Regions from separate parts of the Homo sapiens genome. Here region 2 is linked to region 1. Evidence: chromatin contacts called from ENCODE Hi-C data. All regions are on one chromosome and are shown on one strand. The core of a region is the stretch at or near the end of the contact, and the rest is flanking DNA. Distances in the headings are between cores, read along the strand shown.

Region 1 (7,437 bases), core at 4,938-7,437:
AGCTTCTCTGGAGTGTTTTAATACAGTGAATCCTCCTGAGATATAAACAACTGTGTTCAAGTCTACACTAAACAGTGCCAGACAGCTACTCTTTTTCACTTCCTGCATTTCTTTCTGTCTTCTGTCAGCTGTCACTTCTTAGGTTATCAGTTTGTTTTGTCCCACTTCCAAGTCACTGCTTCTAATCTACTGTCAGCTCTAGGAAAACCAGATAACTGAGCAAATGGGAACTGTGTGCAAGTTACAGAAGAGCCTAGAGGGTTTTATGGGTTTTGCTATATATATCTTGATTTCTCAGAAGCTGTTTCTGCTCTTATCTTCATTCTTGTCTACAATACACATGGCTATAACTGCAGGACATGCAAGTTCTGAATAGGTGATATATTTCTGTATCATGTCCAGACTGAGGAAAACAATAAGCTCTTACAGTTGTGTGCTGTTCATACCATGTCTGGAATACTGTTTTCAGTTCAGATCAACAATTACAACACATATAGTAACAGGACCAGCTGGTAGCAAGTCCACATATCATGCTGTATTAAGCCAAGTGAATGTGCTGGGAATGTTTAACCTTGAGACTTTCTAAGATGAAATAAAAGTGCTTGTGGGGGATGGGGTTGGCTGGAGGGGAGAGCTGCCATCAGAAAACCTGAAGGATTAACCACTACAAGACAGAACAGGCTTATTTCCCATTGCTCAAATGGGATAAACTGTAAACAAGAGTCAAGCATTATAGGAAAAGCAGATTTTGGTTCAAACACAAATGTTTAAAATGTCCAACAGTAAAGTAGGCTGCTTCTCTAAGCAGCAAGCTACTTAACCTTAAAGTACTTAAGTTGAGGCTGGAGCCTCATTTCTCTGGGATGTTGGAGAAAGAATTCCTGCACTAGACAGGAGGTTAAACTACATTCTTTAGACTCTTCCAAAACAAGGCAGTGTAGCAAGAAATTCATTATCATTCATTTAATTCATTTTGCAATTCTTTGCAATTATCATTCATATAATTAATTTTGTCACATAAGGTGGAATGAAAAGGTAAATCAATACTACGAAAATGTGAGTTTAGAGTAACATATCAAAGTACAGTACATATACCAATAAAATGATGCAGAAGCAAGAAAAACTCACCTCCTGAACAGAACATGGCAAAACCACACGGCTAAAAAGACAAAAGAAAAAATATATATATTACATATGAAATAGCTTTAAACACAGATCTCTGAAGAGGTTTTACCTTAAATCCAATGATAACAGAGACAGGTCTCTTAAATCAAAAAAATACAAGGGTGTCATTTATGGAAGAGGGTCTTTGCAATGCCTACACCATAATTGGGGAACTAAAACTATCATTCCTGGGTCTCAATGATCATTTGCATTTAGTGTTCCCAGGACCCCAAACAGCAGCTGCAGAGATTCTTGTGAGTAAAGAAAAAAGAGAAAACTCAACATTGAAAATTGCAGGGTACAGAACGTATTATTTGCAGATTGTCTGGTCAGGTTGCCCTGACTAAATTTTTAGTATGGTTTCATTCTCCACCTATATACTGTGCATTTTGTTTTTATGATGCTTCTTACAGAATACGTGTCTTGAATCTCATTGAATAAACGCTTCCAGAAACTGTTCCCCCACTATTCAATTATTCCTCAAGTTTACTAAGAGAAAAATAAGGAGTCGTGTAGAATTAGTAAGAAAAATTTTACTATGGAAACTACTTGAACCTTATAATAATCCCTTCCAGCATATATACAATATAAGGTTGACATGTGTTTCATCCTGTCCAAGAGTTTCTTATTGTATATACCAAAAAGATGTCATTATAGCTCCATTGCAAGCAGTCTTAAAAGATAAAATCCAAAACAGTATCATGGTATATTGTTTTATCAAAATATTGCATCTTATCTCTAGATTTTATAAGGAGAGTCCTTAATTTATTTCCACCATAAATCCTGAAAACCAAGAACATCCCTGTATATCAATGGTCTCATAATTATAGTTGGTTCCAAGACAGCAACTTCCTTTTTTGTGGGATGGGGGTATACGATCCTTCTCATACTTTCCTAATCTTATCTGTCATTTTATGGAAAATTTTCAATAGTTTTCCTCATTCCAATTTCTTTTCAGCTTATAATTTCTTTTTCTTTTTTTCTTGCAGTAAGAGTCATTTAGCTTATTGTTTGTATTAGTGACAATCTTTTTGGCCTAGGCATTCTTTTTTAATAGTCTTTCTTATTCGTAAGTATGAAGAGAGTAATAAAACCCAGATTATATCTAGTTTGCATTCCAGCTACACTTTCCATCTACTCCTTTCTCCCTACTCTCCTCAAACATCTATGTCTGAATGTTCACATTACCTCAATCTCCAACATGCACAAGTCTGTTACTCCCTCCCCTTTGACTACTGAGTTACTCGCCACTCTTTGTCTTTCTGGTAACGGTGATTCAAAAACAATGAACACTCTCAAATCCACAATGGTCACTAATTTCTACTCTCCATCAAGAATAAACTTTTTGTAAGTCCTTCTATACCTAAAAATTCCGAATCATTTCTCTTCTCAGTATACACTAACTTGCTCACTGTCCCAGAGCATAAAATGAGGGAGAGGAAGACTAGAAAGCTATAGGTTGGGAGCAGATTATCAGGACCTGGAATACTATGGTAAGAAATCCATTAAATTCATCAGGCAATAAGGAATCCCAAAAGGTTGGTCCAAGAGGTAAGTGACAACTACTGCTGACCTGAAGAAGTCATCTGCAGGTGGTTGAAAACACTGACAAGCAGGAGAAGTGGGGAAAGCTATCTTTTGGGAGGCTAGGCAAGAACTGTCACAAAGGCCTGAACCAAGATGATGGACTGCAGAGGGAATGGAAGGAAGGGATAGAGAAAGAAGAGTTAGTCTTCCCTTAAGTTTCACAAAACCAAAGAATCACTGCTGAGTAATTTTACACTCACTAACAGGAAGATCCCTATTTTTATTTAAGAACACTTTCAAGGAAATTCTTTCAAAAAATTAAAGTGACTGATTAAGACATTCAGAACAATGAGTCAAGTAACTTCTTCAAGATTTGCTTAACAAGTAAAAGGGAAAAGGAACATACAGGCTTTGATTTTCTGTTGTTATTCTAAAAGCAGTATTCAACTTTCAGTGCCAGTTGAAAATGTTCAAATGTCTGAAAATCCTCATAAAAATAATTTCCAAATGGAATCAGTAACTAGTTCTTTAAAACCAGGACTTTACATTAATGGTAACTTCATCTACTGCTTAAATAATAACTTGAAGGGAAACAGCCCACCTCGAAAGTCATTTCTAACATTTTAATTCTTATAAAAAAATAAATAGAGGGCCAGGTGCGGTGACTCACACCTGTAATCCCAGCACTTAGTGGGCGGATCACCTGAGGTCATGAGTTCCAGACCAGCCTGGCCAGCAGGGTGAAACCCTGTCTCTACTAAAAATACAAAAAATTTAGCCGGTCATGGTGGCGTGCGCCTGTAGTCCCAGCTACTTGGGAGGCTGAGGCAGGAAAATCGCTTGAACCTGGGAGGCGGAGGTTGCAGTGAGCAGAGATCATGCCACTGCACTCCAGCCTGGGCAACAGAGACTCCGCCTCAAAAAAAAAACATAAAAATAAAAAAGAATTTTATAAGACAACAAACATTTGCCAAAGTATTTTAGTTACCAATATCTTCACATAGGAATAAGCTATTCATTGCTCCTAACCAACAAGAATTTTAGAAAGTTGACTTGAGAGTAAGAAGTATCAATTTTTCATTGAACAACACTGAATTCTTTAGAGCATGTTAGGCCTAGATGCTGTGCTAGATACCGACATTACTTAAGAAACAGCTTCTACCTTCAAAAAGTCTAGGAGGAAAAAAAATCTAGGGGAGATACACATGAAGAGTTAACATCAAGAAACTTAATTTATAACTCTTTGGGAAAAATAATTAGACTTTGGGCACGTGTCAACATTCATTATCTGGGTACATTTAAATCTTCATAATGAAAGCAAATGTTTGCAAAAAGCACAGTGCGCAAATTCCCAATAGGAACTGCTTTCCAAGAGTTAGCTTCATACTACTCACATACTGTCAAAGGGATCTACTGAATACTGTGTGTCTGTAACACTTTTGGAGGGAGGAAATACTCCAATGAAAGAAAAATGACTGGATCTATTTAAAATCAGTTCTGCAACTCACTTGCTGTGTAACTTGGTCCAAGTCAATTTCCTTCTTATTTTCTCCATTTGTTTTAGTGTCTGCCACCCATCTACCCACATCATCTAGAAGTCAGAGTAATGAACACTTGTTTGATACACTGTATAAACGACTTGGAAGAAAAGTTTTATATAAACCCAATATTCAGTACTATAAATAAGCTTTAATTGAGAATTTTCACTCTACCAAAAAAAGGCAAAATGTCTCTTCTCAAAATCCCTGTCACTGACCAAAGTTATCATTTTTCATCAATTCATTAACAAATATTTACTGAGCACCTATTACATGCGAGGGACTATTCTAAAAACTGGGGATATGAGAGTGAGCAAAACAAACTCATGGCCCTTACATGTAAAAAGAGAACACAACTAGTAGGAGAAAAATAATAATAATAAATTGTATTGGCATGTTGGATGGTGATAAGTACTATGGAGACCGATAAAGCAGGGAAGACAAATACCACCCCAAATAGTGGGAACTACAATTAGGTCTTCAGAAAGGGATTCCCTGAGAAGGTGACGTCTGAGCAAAGACCTGGAAGAAGGTGAGTTAGTGTGCCAAGGGAAGAACACTTCAAGCAAAGGGAACAAAAGCAGGTGGAAAGGTCTTGAACTGAACTTATTCTAGAGTAGCAGAGGAACAGCAAGGAAGCTTGCGAAGATGGAATGGGCAAGGAAAAGGTAGTAAATGAGATCAGGGCAGGAAAAAAAAGTGTAAAGCCTTGTAGCTGTTGCAGAGGCTTTGACTTTTATTCTGGGTGAGACAGGGAGTCTTTGGGAGGTATTAAGTCTCAGAGAAGTGCATCAGTGACTTTTTAAAGGAGGTTTAAGAACACTAAAAATAAGGTGTCTGAAAAAAGCTAAATTAAGCCAAAAATATTTCTAAGAATTTAAAATGAAGAATTTGAAAACCAACGAATGGGCCATACTCGACCTCCCTAGCTGCCCAAAGGATGCTGACGACACGAACCAGCTGTGACAGACGAACATTCAGAGGCAAGCAGATTTCCGTAATGTTTACAGTCCTTGCCAGTAGGAAAAGCCGTGACTTTTCAACAAAATCACTTGGCCAGTCGGATGCACCTCGAAATCCCTCCATTTGACAGAGCACGTGTTAACTTCTAAGAAAGTAGGTGGGGCCCGGGATGTCACCTCATCTTAAAACATGCGGAAACCAAAAAGAGAAAAGGCTCTCCCGTCAAGTCAGCGGAGCTGCCCAGGAGAGCGGAGGCTTTCCGGAATCCCGGCTCCACCACGAACTTCAAGGCGCCAGCGTCCCACCGCGAGTCCTGACACGAGGGCTGCCTTCAACCGGCAAGCCCATCTCCCGCTGGTTACCAGGGGACTCCACCCCGGACGACAAATCACAGTCAGAACCAACGTGTCTCTCCCACCCTCGGACTGCGGCTCCTTCCCACCGGCGGGCCTGGGGGTGGGCCCAGACCCAGCCTGGGGGTGGGGGGTTGGGGAGAAGGCGGGTCCCAGCGGAAACTCCCGGCCGCGCCTTCCCGAGCCATGCGCTCGGGCCGGGACCCAGCCGCCTTCGCCCCGGGGAAGGGAGAGGGCGTGTTACCACGGCAATGCCTGGAGGGCCGAGGGGCGCACTCGCTGAGGGGCTTCGAAGGGGCCGGGGGAGGGAGGGGGCGCCCGCAGGGAGGGGCTGACACAGGGCTGACTCCGATTTAGGAATATCCTACCACTTCTCCATCAACAAATCTCCCATCACTGCCGTCCCACGGCCTCGCTCGCGCCCACAGACCCACTCACAATTCCTTGATCAGCACCATCTTCCCGGAACCCCCTCACAGCTGCCGCCGATACCACCGCCGCCGCCGCCGCTACCGCCTCTCACAGCGCCTGCGCGGCCCCGCCTCCCTGCCCCCCCGAGCCACCATCGCGCCTGCGTGCTTACACCCTTCCGCCGCGACCAGTCGCGTCAGCGCGCGAGGGGGCCTAGCTCCGCCCAGTTTCGTGCCCCACCCCGGGCACACGAGGCCTCCACTGCGGTTGCGCAGCCTGCCGAAGAGCGTGCGGCTTCTACTGCGGCTGCGCAAGCTCGACGCGCGCACTCTTGTCTGCTTACGAGGGCTCCTCCCTTCAGCTTTGGTCCCTCGGGGCGTCTGGGCAGCCTACGCTTTCCGGTGAGTTTTCCAGTTGGTTCTTTGGAAGCCGTTTTGCGGTGACTGGTTTTCTGCTCTCTCTCACTGCTCCGAGTCAGGGCCCACCTCCTTGACCGACACCTCACCTCCATAGTCCACATAAAAGACTCCTGACAGGTTCTGGAGGCAGCCGACGCCAGCTTCTGTTCCCCTCCCCAGCCCTTGGCAGCTCAGGTTCCGCGGGAGGACGTTCACCTGCTTCGCGGTCTCGTGGAGGTCCACCGCGGCGGAGAATCCTAAACCTCACCTGTGACTCGGCAGGATGAGCGGCCAGCACTCCCGACGGAGGCCCTCTGGGAGAAAAGAGGCCCTTGGCCTCGAGACCCAGGAAAGCGGGCTGTTCAGGAGTTGGTTCGCGCAGTTACACCGAAAGCGCCGTGGGCCTCAAAGCCGCAGCCCGGAGGTCGCTGGCTTGCTCTGTGTCAGACACGGTTCTAGGCAGTGGGGATGCATCTAGAAGCAGACACAGTCCCTGTTCTCAAGAAGCTCACAGTCTAGAGGAGACAACTCACTTGGAAAGAAAGCAGGGAGAATTTGGGGTGGTGGGGAAGTGCTATGCTATGAATACAGTGGAGTACTGGGAGAAGCAGAGGACTCAAGACAAGGGCTGTCTTAGGAGGCGGTGTTTGAGCCTAGCCTGTTAGGATGTGAGAGGGGCATTCCAGTTGGAGGGAAATATGACCCGAGGATGGAGTAAGCCTAGGGTGTTCAAGGATCAGCTAGAGGGCAGATGTGGCCAGAACATCCTAAGTGAGGGTGGGAAATGAGCTGGGACCAACTGGATTACTAGGCCATAGTAAAGAATTTGTCTTCTAAGAACCATGAGAACCTGTTGAAAGGCTATTAAGACGATTAAAATATCACGAAAACATTTTTGTATAAACATCTGGTGTATCTGATAGTGGAATACATCTGTGGAGTTAGGGCTGCCTCCAAAAAAATAACGGAAATGGACTGACTCAGTGACTCCCAGGGACTGCCTTAGGAGAAAGTTTCTGGAATGTCAGAACTTCCAGAAACTTTCTCCTAAGGCAGTCCCTGGAGTCACCGAGTTTCTCTTAT
Region 2 (7,437 bases), core at 2,952-5,451, 2.5 Mb after region 1:
CTCTTATTATTACAAATAGGGATGCAACGAGCATCTCTGTCCATTTACCTTTTTGCAGGATAAATTCCTGGTTCACAAAGTTTGCACATTTTACCTTTTGTCAGAAATTGAAGAGGGCCAGGTTTTCCAGGGTCCAAGTCAGGCAGAACAAATGCAGCAATGTGGAACAGACGGAAACTCCAGCTCTGTCATTTCCTCACTGTGTGTCACCAGAGTCACACCACCTCCTTTTTATCAGCTATAAAACAGGACTACTGCTGAACTCGTAGAGTTGGGGGAAAGAGTGAGATAACATATAGATTACCAACCCAGTGCTGCGACACACAGCTATTATTGTTATTACAACTGCTACTGCTGCTGCTAATTCTCCTCCCTCCTTTCAAAGTCCAGTTCAAGCTCTAACTCCTTTAAAAAGCGTTTCACATGATTTCAGTCTACCAGGCCCTCTTCTTCCAAGCTGGTACAGACGAGATGGTCTCTGTCACTCATCTGGCACTTGGCATGTTCTGCCTATTTTTTTCTCTCCATGAATGTCTTGTCAACCCCGCTAGATTAAGTTTCAGAAGGTCAAGGATCATTACCTAGGCTACCTTCATCCCCATGACCTGCCACACTGCCTTGCTCAGTCACTAAACATCAACAAAAATCACTGTCCCCAAGCCCTTTGCCAGAACTGCCTGAATGTCTGTCTGGTTTCTGCCTTCCCTCAGATGTCCTGCGGTTTGACAACACCTACAGCTTCATTCATGCCAAGAAGGTCAATTTCACTGTGGAGGTCCTGCTTCCAGACAAAGCCTCAGAAGAGAAGATGAAACAGCTGGGGGCAGGCACCCCGAAATAACACCTTCTCCTATAGCAGGCCTGGCCCCCTCAGTGTCTCCCTGTCAATTTCTACCCCTTGTAGCAGTCATTTTCGCACAACCCTGAAGCCCAAAGAAACTGGGCTGGAGGACAGACCTCAGGAGCTTTCATTTCAGTTAGGCAGAGGAAGAGCGACTGCAGTGGGTCTCCGTGTCTATCAAATACCTAAGGAGTCCCCAGGAGCTGGCTGGCCATCGTGATAGGATCTGTCTGTCCTGTAAACTGTGCCAACTTCACCTGTCCAGGGACAGCGAAGCTGGGGGTGGCGGGGGGCATGTACCACAGGGTGGCAGCAGGGAAAAAAATTAGAAAAGGGTGAAAGATTGGGACTTAACACTTCAGGGAAGTCAGCTGCCGGGGAGAAACTTGCTCCTAAATGAACACATAAGTTTAGATCGCAATGAGGAGTAGCAGGGTAGCTGGTTGCTAGAGTTACGGTGGGGATCAGAAACTCTTCCAAACATTTTAGCACTGAGGCTGGGGTAGCTTTTGGCTTTTCCCAGGTCTCAGGAGGTGGCCTGAGTCAGCACACATCTTCCCACTCGGTAGACAGGCTGGCCTCTCCCTCACTTTGAGACTTTGGCAACTCCTGGGCCACACGGCCTGCCTCTTTGATTACTAATGATTGTCAGTGACTCAGAGCTTCCTGGGACTTCGGGTACCCACCCGCTGTTCTCCATGCAAACAAAGCGCCAGGGAAATGACCCACAGGGATCGCAGCTGCAGGGAGGGCCAGGGAGGTTGGGGGTGGGAGTGAATGCTAAAAGCAGATCGTCCAGTGCCCTTTTCAGTGCTACCGGCCTCTCACCAAGCAGTCCTCCATGTGAGCAACCCCGAGACAAAAATGCTAAGTGGGATCAAGAGAGCAGCACTCGGAGAGGGTGTTTGCCAGTCTGAGTGTCCCGCGGTGCCCGCCAACCCGCTTCCTGACTGACCTGAGCAAGGTCTTACTAAGCAGTCCCATCTCTGTGGGAGGCATGCAACGCGTGCAGGGAGTTCAGGTGCCGGTCGGCGTAGCCAGGCCTGGAGGCCCCCCAGGCAGGAGGCCGCCCAAAGGCGGGGCCGGCGTCTCGCAGACTAGGGGCTGGGGGCGGCCACAGACGGCCTCGAAACCACAGCCCTTACCCCAATCCCACGAGCCCCGCCAACGAACCACAGGTGCTGGGCTTTAGAGAACATGGGAAGGCGGCCCCAGACCTGGCGGGAACGCCTTTCCCTCAGAGCCAGGCCCCGGCCCCGTCTGGGAAGCTCATCTTGCGAAGCTGAGGGAGCTCAGGGCAAAGGCCAGGCTAGCGCGGACCGGAAGGGGCCGAGGCTGCACGGGCCTCTGCCAGAACGCTCAGGACATCCCGGCCTGGGTTTACAACGCTGTTAGGAAAATTAACCAATGAATAAAGCAACGTTCAGTGCGCAGGGAGTGAAATTCAATGCCCACCGCTAGGCTCCTCGCTGCCTCTCACTCAAGAGGCCCAAACTCAGACGGCGTCAGGGACCCGGACCCAGCAGCCGTTTCACGCCAATAGATAGGGCGCATGCGCAGAAATCCTCCTCGGCTCTCTAGCGTGAGCTTTCCCAAGGGGCCACGCCCAGCTTGCCTTCTGATTGGTCCAGCTGGTGGGTTGTCTTCCGCCATCTTTGATCAGGGCACTAAGGATGCTCCCCACGGCCTTCACAGTGACGGCGGAGACCCTGCCCCGCCAGCTGCTCAGTACGTGCCGCGTAGCCCGTGCGAGCCAAGTGTGAGTCCGGGCGAGCGCCTGCGGAGCTAGCACTGGGCCCAGAATGAGAGGGAGGCGGAGGAGCAGCGATCACGTGGTTTTAGGGACTGTCTAATAATTCCACGCCAGCATTGCCGGTGTTTCAGGGGGTGGGAACCGCTGCGTTCCCCATCAACTTTTCTCCCACCCACCACCCTCCCCAACCTACAAGCCCAGCTCAGCTTGAGGTAACTGCTGACCGGACTGTCCTATACAGCCCTACAAGACAGAGGCGCCTAGGGCTGAAAGCGGGGGCCTCCGTAGGGAGCCAGCGGGGGCCTCAATAGTTACTCATTTTCTCTACCTTTGATGAAAATAAGAGCTAATTCTTAATAAGGCCTACCGGGTATCACGCAAAAACCCTGTGCTTACTATTACACTTTGGGTTGTTGCAAAGATTAAAGGAAATAAGCCGTGCAAAGCGCTTAAGAGCTTGGTATAAGTAAGTGCTCGTCAATGTTGGCTACTCTCATTTTTTTTGCAGACGTGGGAACTGGGGCTCAGGGAGGCTAACAGCCAGTAGGCGGCACAGCTAGGATTTGAACCCAGGATTGTCTCCAACGCCGCTCAATTATACCCGCCAAGGAGTCACAGAGACTTAGTGAAGTGCACACATTGCTCACCTGGGTGAACTGAGGTCCAGCGGGGGAAGGCTTCCTCCTGTTGTAATCACTAACCCCAACTCTGTCTCCCTTGCCCGATTCATTCATTCGTTAATTAATTCATCCAACATCCTGTCCCCAAGAAGCTCAGTCTGGGGACATACTGATCCAGTTAAATGCGAGTGCTTCCTAGTTATACATGGCGACTGCTGAGAAGGGACTCCAGAGTCCAGGCACCTACCTCCCAGGGGCTCACCGTTCACTCCTCTAGCCTCATTTAGAGCTCGCATTAAGAGCACGGGATCTGGATCCACACTGTTTGGATTCAAATCACAACTTCACCACTTAGCAGCTGTGTGTTCTGGGAAAATGACCCACCTTCTCTGTGCCTCCATTTTCTCACCTGTAAAACGGGCTCCCAGGCTGGTGGGAGGGTTTCAGGTGTAAGACATGGAGAGTCCTTTAGCGAACATGTAGACTGGCAATAAACTCAATAAATGGTGACTGTTATAATTAATCCTCGGAACCATCCTAGGGAGTGGACACTATTGTGTTCCCCATTTTATTTATTACATTAATTTTTTTTTTTTTTTTTTAGTAGAGACGAGGTCTCGCTATGTTGTCCAGGCTGTTCTCGAACCCTTGGGCTCAAGAGATCTTCCCGCCTCCGGCCTCCCAAAGTGCTGGGATCACAGGCGTGAGCCAACGGGCCCAGCCTGTGTCCCTCCCTCGTTTTTACAAATGAATAAAGAGATGCTGGATAAGCCCGAGGTCACAAGCTTTGCAGTGTAGCATCCCCCAACTTGATCCCCTGTCTCTTTGGCTCCAAAACCTACACTCAGTCCTGGGAGCGATTAGCGCCAACAGCTCAGAGAAAACGTGACGAAAACCAGTCTGTAAAACCCGAGCCTGGGAGAGGGGCTTCGGTGCGCGGGGGGAATTTGCAGACGCTCCCTGCTGGCGGAGATTTCCTGACCTGTCCTTCGGCGCGGGACTTTCGGCGGGTCCCGGCCGGGCAGACCCAAGTGCCGGCGGCGGAGACTGCAGTGGAGCCAGTACCGGCTGTAGTGGCCGGGGCCGTGGCGGGAGAGTCATGTCAGAGCCGCAGCCGCGGGGCGCAGAGCGCGATCTCTACCGGGACACGTGGGTGCGATACCTGGGTGAGCGCGGGGCGACGGGCGCGGCGACCCCACCACCACTGGGCTGGAGAAGCAGGGGTCGCCGGACGCCCGCCCGGGGCCTGGAGGAGGCGGGATGATCTTAGTTCTCATTCTGCTTTTGGGCCGGAGACTGGGCTCAGACAGGGCTAGGGACTTGCCCAAGGTCACACTACCCTGGTGGGTCGCCCAGGGCGGAAGCTCCCATGGGGTGAGCGGGCTGCCCGCTCTGGCATGCGCTCTGGCTGGCTGTGGAGTCGGGATCTCCACTCCCATTTCGGTCCTGACACGCACTGGCTCTGTCTGAACCTCAGTTTCCTCCTCGGCAAAAAAACAAAAACAAAACAAAAAACAAACGAGATACACACGAGGGCCTCTCTCATTGGGTGGTGGTTGCGAGGGTGGAATGGGATAAAGCGCAGAAAGCCCTGGCACTTGGCGAGCGTCTGGTCAGTGGCGCTGCCCTCGATCACTCTGCCCCTCTGGGTGCCTGTCACCTCATTAGTGCAGTTACTCCTGGGACCAAGACCAGGAAATCTAACCAATAAGCAATGGTAACAGTGACTCAGTGCTCAGTCCGCCCTCAGTGGCCCGAGTCCGAGGTGGGCATCATGGCACCAGTTTACATCTCGGAAAGGGAGGCTCAGAGAGGTCAAGTCACTTGCCTAAGGTCACCCAGGGACTGCTTAGCTGGCTAGGATGAGAACCAGCCTGCTCCAACGCCCCCTCGTGGAACAGTTGCGAGCCTAGGAATTAAATGTTCCCTCCCCCAGGCTATGCCAATGAGGTGGGCGAGGCTTTCCGCTCTCTTGTGCCAGCGGCGGTGGTGTGGCTGAGCTATGGCGTGGCCAGCTCCTACGTGCTGGCGGATGCCATTGACAAAGGCAAGAAGGCTGGAGAGGTGAGTGTTAGCCTATTTTCCAACCCCCAACCCTAGCTCTCTTCTTGTGTGGTTCAGTCCACAGCCTTGCATGTGATAAAGTCCCTGTGGGACACTCCAGTCCCTACAACCTTGCCTAGTGCAGTCCATAGACAGTCCTGTTTGTAGGACAGTGTACCCCTGCCCCCACACTCCCACTCCCCGAACTGGATGTGGCAGACTGTACCCCACTCCTGGGTGCGGACAAGTCCACTGGCCACTTGCCCCTCCCGGTCTAGCCTCGTGCCCCTTGTCGCAGGATTTTCTGCCTCTGCCCCAGCTGGATTAAGTGTCTCTGCGCCCACCAGGTGCCCAGCCCTGAAGCAGGCCGCAGCGCCAGGGTGACTGTGGCTGTGGTGGACACCTTTGTATGGCAGGCTCTAGCCTCTGTGGCCATTCCGGGCTTCACCATCAACCGCGTGTGTGCTGCCTCTCTCTATGTCCTGGGCACTGCCACCCGCTGGCCCCTGGCTGTCCGCAAGTGGACCACCACCGCGCTTGGGCTGTTGACCATCCCCATCATTATCCACCCCATTGACAGGTGGGTACCTTCTTGGCCTCAGGGATCATCCACTCTCCAGTGATGAGAGTGGATCATCCAGTCTCCAGGTAGAGCTAGACTCTGTGAAGTGTGGGGTATGCCCACTTTGCTGGAGCAATAGCAGGGACAAGGCTGGCACTTGGCTCCTGGGTTAGAAAGGACAGCCTGTACCCTTGTCATATGGTATGGCAGGCACTTTAGCAATAAAAGAAGAGGGGTGCGTTGAGGGTATGGGACACAGGACAAGTAAATTCCCAGAAAGAAAGTCTAGTGTTACAAAACAACCAGAGAGAAGCAGGAGCAGGTGCACCCTAGAGGGGATGCATTTTGGGAGGTATTGGTGACAGAAGCCTAACTCAAACTGAATATTTGAATAAAATGGAGTAAAAGTCCAGGGCTGTGTTGCATTCAGGCATGGCTAGATCTAGGTACCCAAATTATGTCATTAGGGGTCTGGGTCTCCCCATCCTGCTGCCTTTCTCCCCACCCCACCCTATTTCTTGCTGGCTTCACCTGCTTTCTCCTTGTGGGAGTAGAAATGGCCCTAGCAGCTCCCAAGTTCTATCCCACCAGCTTAGCCTCCCCCAGCAGAAGCTTTTAAACAGTAACAACAAAAATCCCAAGGAAGGGTGTCATTGGTCCATTCTGGACTGCATGCCCACCCTATGAGCCAGTTTCCCTTTGCTGATTGGCCAGGCTTGGGTCACGTGCTTGGTCTTAGAACTAGATATGGGCTCAACCCAACCAGACCAATGTAAGAGTGAGAGGAGCAGTCTTTCTCCAGGAGAAGATAGCTGACCCTGAGGCCCTGAGCAAGTCTTTTACCCAGTACCTCAGTTTCCTCCTGAATAAAGAAGAGGATGGCTTCTATTCTGGGAGTTTGATTCTAGCTTCCCCAGGTAGCCCAAGGTGGAAGGATCAGGATAAGGGTGGGTCTCTGGCTGGATGGCATTTGTATCCTGCATCTAAGCGCCCCTTTCCCTAACCCTGGCCTTCTGCCTTCTGTTCCCTCATGAACACCCTTGGTCACCTGCTCACCACCCTTCCACTCCCTACAGGTCGGTGGATTTCCTCCTGGACTCCAGCCTGCGCAAGCTCTACCCAACAGTGGGGAAGCCCAGCTCCTCCTGATCATACTCTGGTACCTGGCCTGTGCATCGGCCTCCTGCTTCATGTCAACCTCCTACTCCTGCCAGGGAATGTGGACACCTGGCTCCCTGGTGTCCAAAGACCCTGGCACCTGGGTGGGTTTGAGCTGGACAGAAGCTTAGAGACAAAGGCTTCAAGAAGCAGTGGCTGCAGGGAGTCACAGAAGGGCAGGACCTGAACGCTGTCTGCTTCCCTGGAATCCAAGATGCTGAGTGGAAGTGGACCCTGGGTGGGCCCGGCCCTGTCTTTTTCAGGAAAATTACATCCTCCCATGGAGGATGAGAGACTGAGGCTCAGGGAGGGCAAGGAATAGGCCCAAGATCACTTGGCAAGCTGGGCACCCAGGACCCCCAGGTGCTTGACAGAGTCACCCCATGGTGGTATGGCTGAACAAGGAGCGGCAGACAACTCAGGGAGAAACTCAGGAGTGCAGTACCAGGGACACCTCAGG

The links. A loop is a pair of places that touch in the nucleus more often than their neighbours do. Pooled maps may share reads with other maps.
Region 2: a loop to region 1 is called in a map of CD8-positive, alpha-beta T cell, with 13 times the contacts of the local background. The contact joins the promoter of MTFP1 here to the promoter of TTC28-AS1 in region 1. A Hi-C loop is called at or near these places in 1 of 168 maps with a recorded cell type or tissue (CD8-positive, alpha-beta T cell), 1 of 37 single-sample maps with no recorded cell type and 5 of 50 pooled maps.

What each region holds. Positions count from the first base shown.
Region 1 is chr22:27,913,189-27,920,625 of GRCh38, forward strand. It overlaps TTC28-AS1 (TTC28 antisense RNA 1), which reads left to right and starts at 6,188. Exons shown (of 5, transcript NR_026963.1): 1 at 6,188-6,357. It overlaps PITPNB (phosphatidylinositol transfer protein beta), which reads right to left and starts at 6,068. Exons shown (of 12, transcript NM_012399.5): 1 at 5,984-6,068; 2 at 1,129-1,159. The coding sequence starts at 6,003. MIR3199-1 (microRNA 3199-1) reads right to left here and starts at 7,424; the gene lies at 7,337-7,424. It overlaps MIR3199-2 (microRNA 3199-2), which reads left to right and starts at 7,338; the gene lies at 7,338-7,423. RefSeq lists enhancers at 5,268-6,253, 6,254-7,238, 6,409-6,588 and silencers at 5,519-5,838, 6,029-6,098.
Region 2 is chr22:30,421,567-30,429,003 of GRCh38, forward strand. MTFP1 (mitochondrial fission process 1) reads left to right here and starts at 4,202. Exons shown (of 4, transcript NM_016498.5): 1 at 4,202-4,380; 2 at 5,151-5,278; 3 at 5,605-5,837; 4 at 6,896-7,437. The coding sequence starts at 4,314. The coding sequence ends at 6,968. It overlaps SEC14L2 (SEC14 like lipid binding 2), which reads left to right. Exons shown (of 12, transcript NM_012429.5): 12 at 711-3,737. The coding sequence ends at 841. RefSeq lists enhancers at 287-866, 4,462-5,020, 5,021-5,581 and a silencer at 2,735-2,844.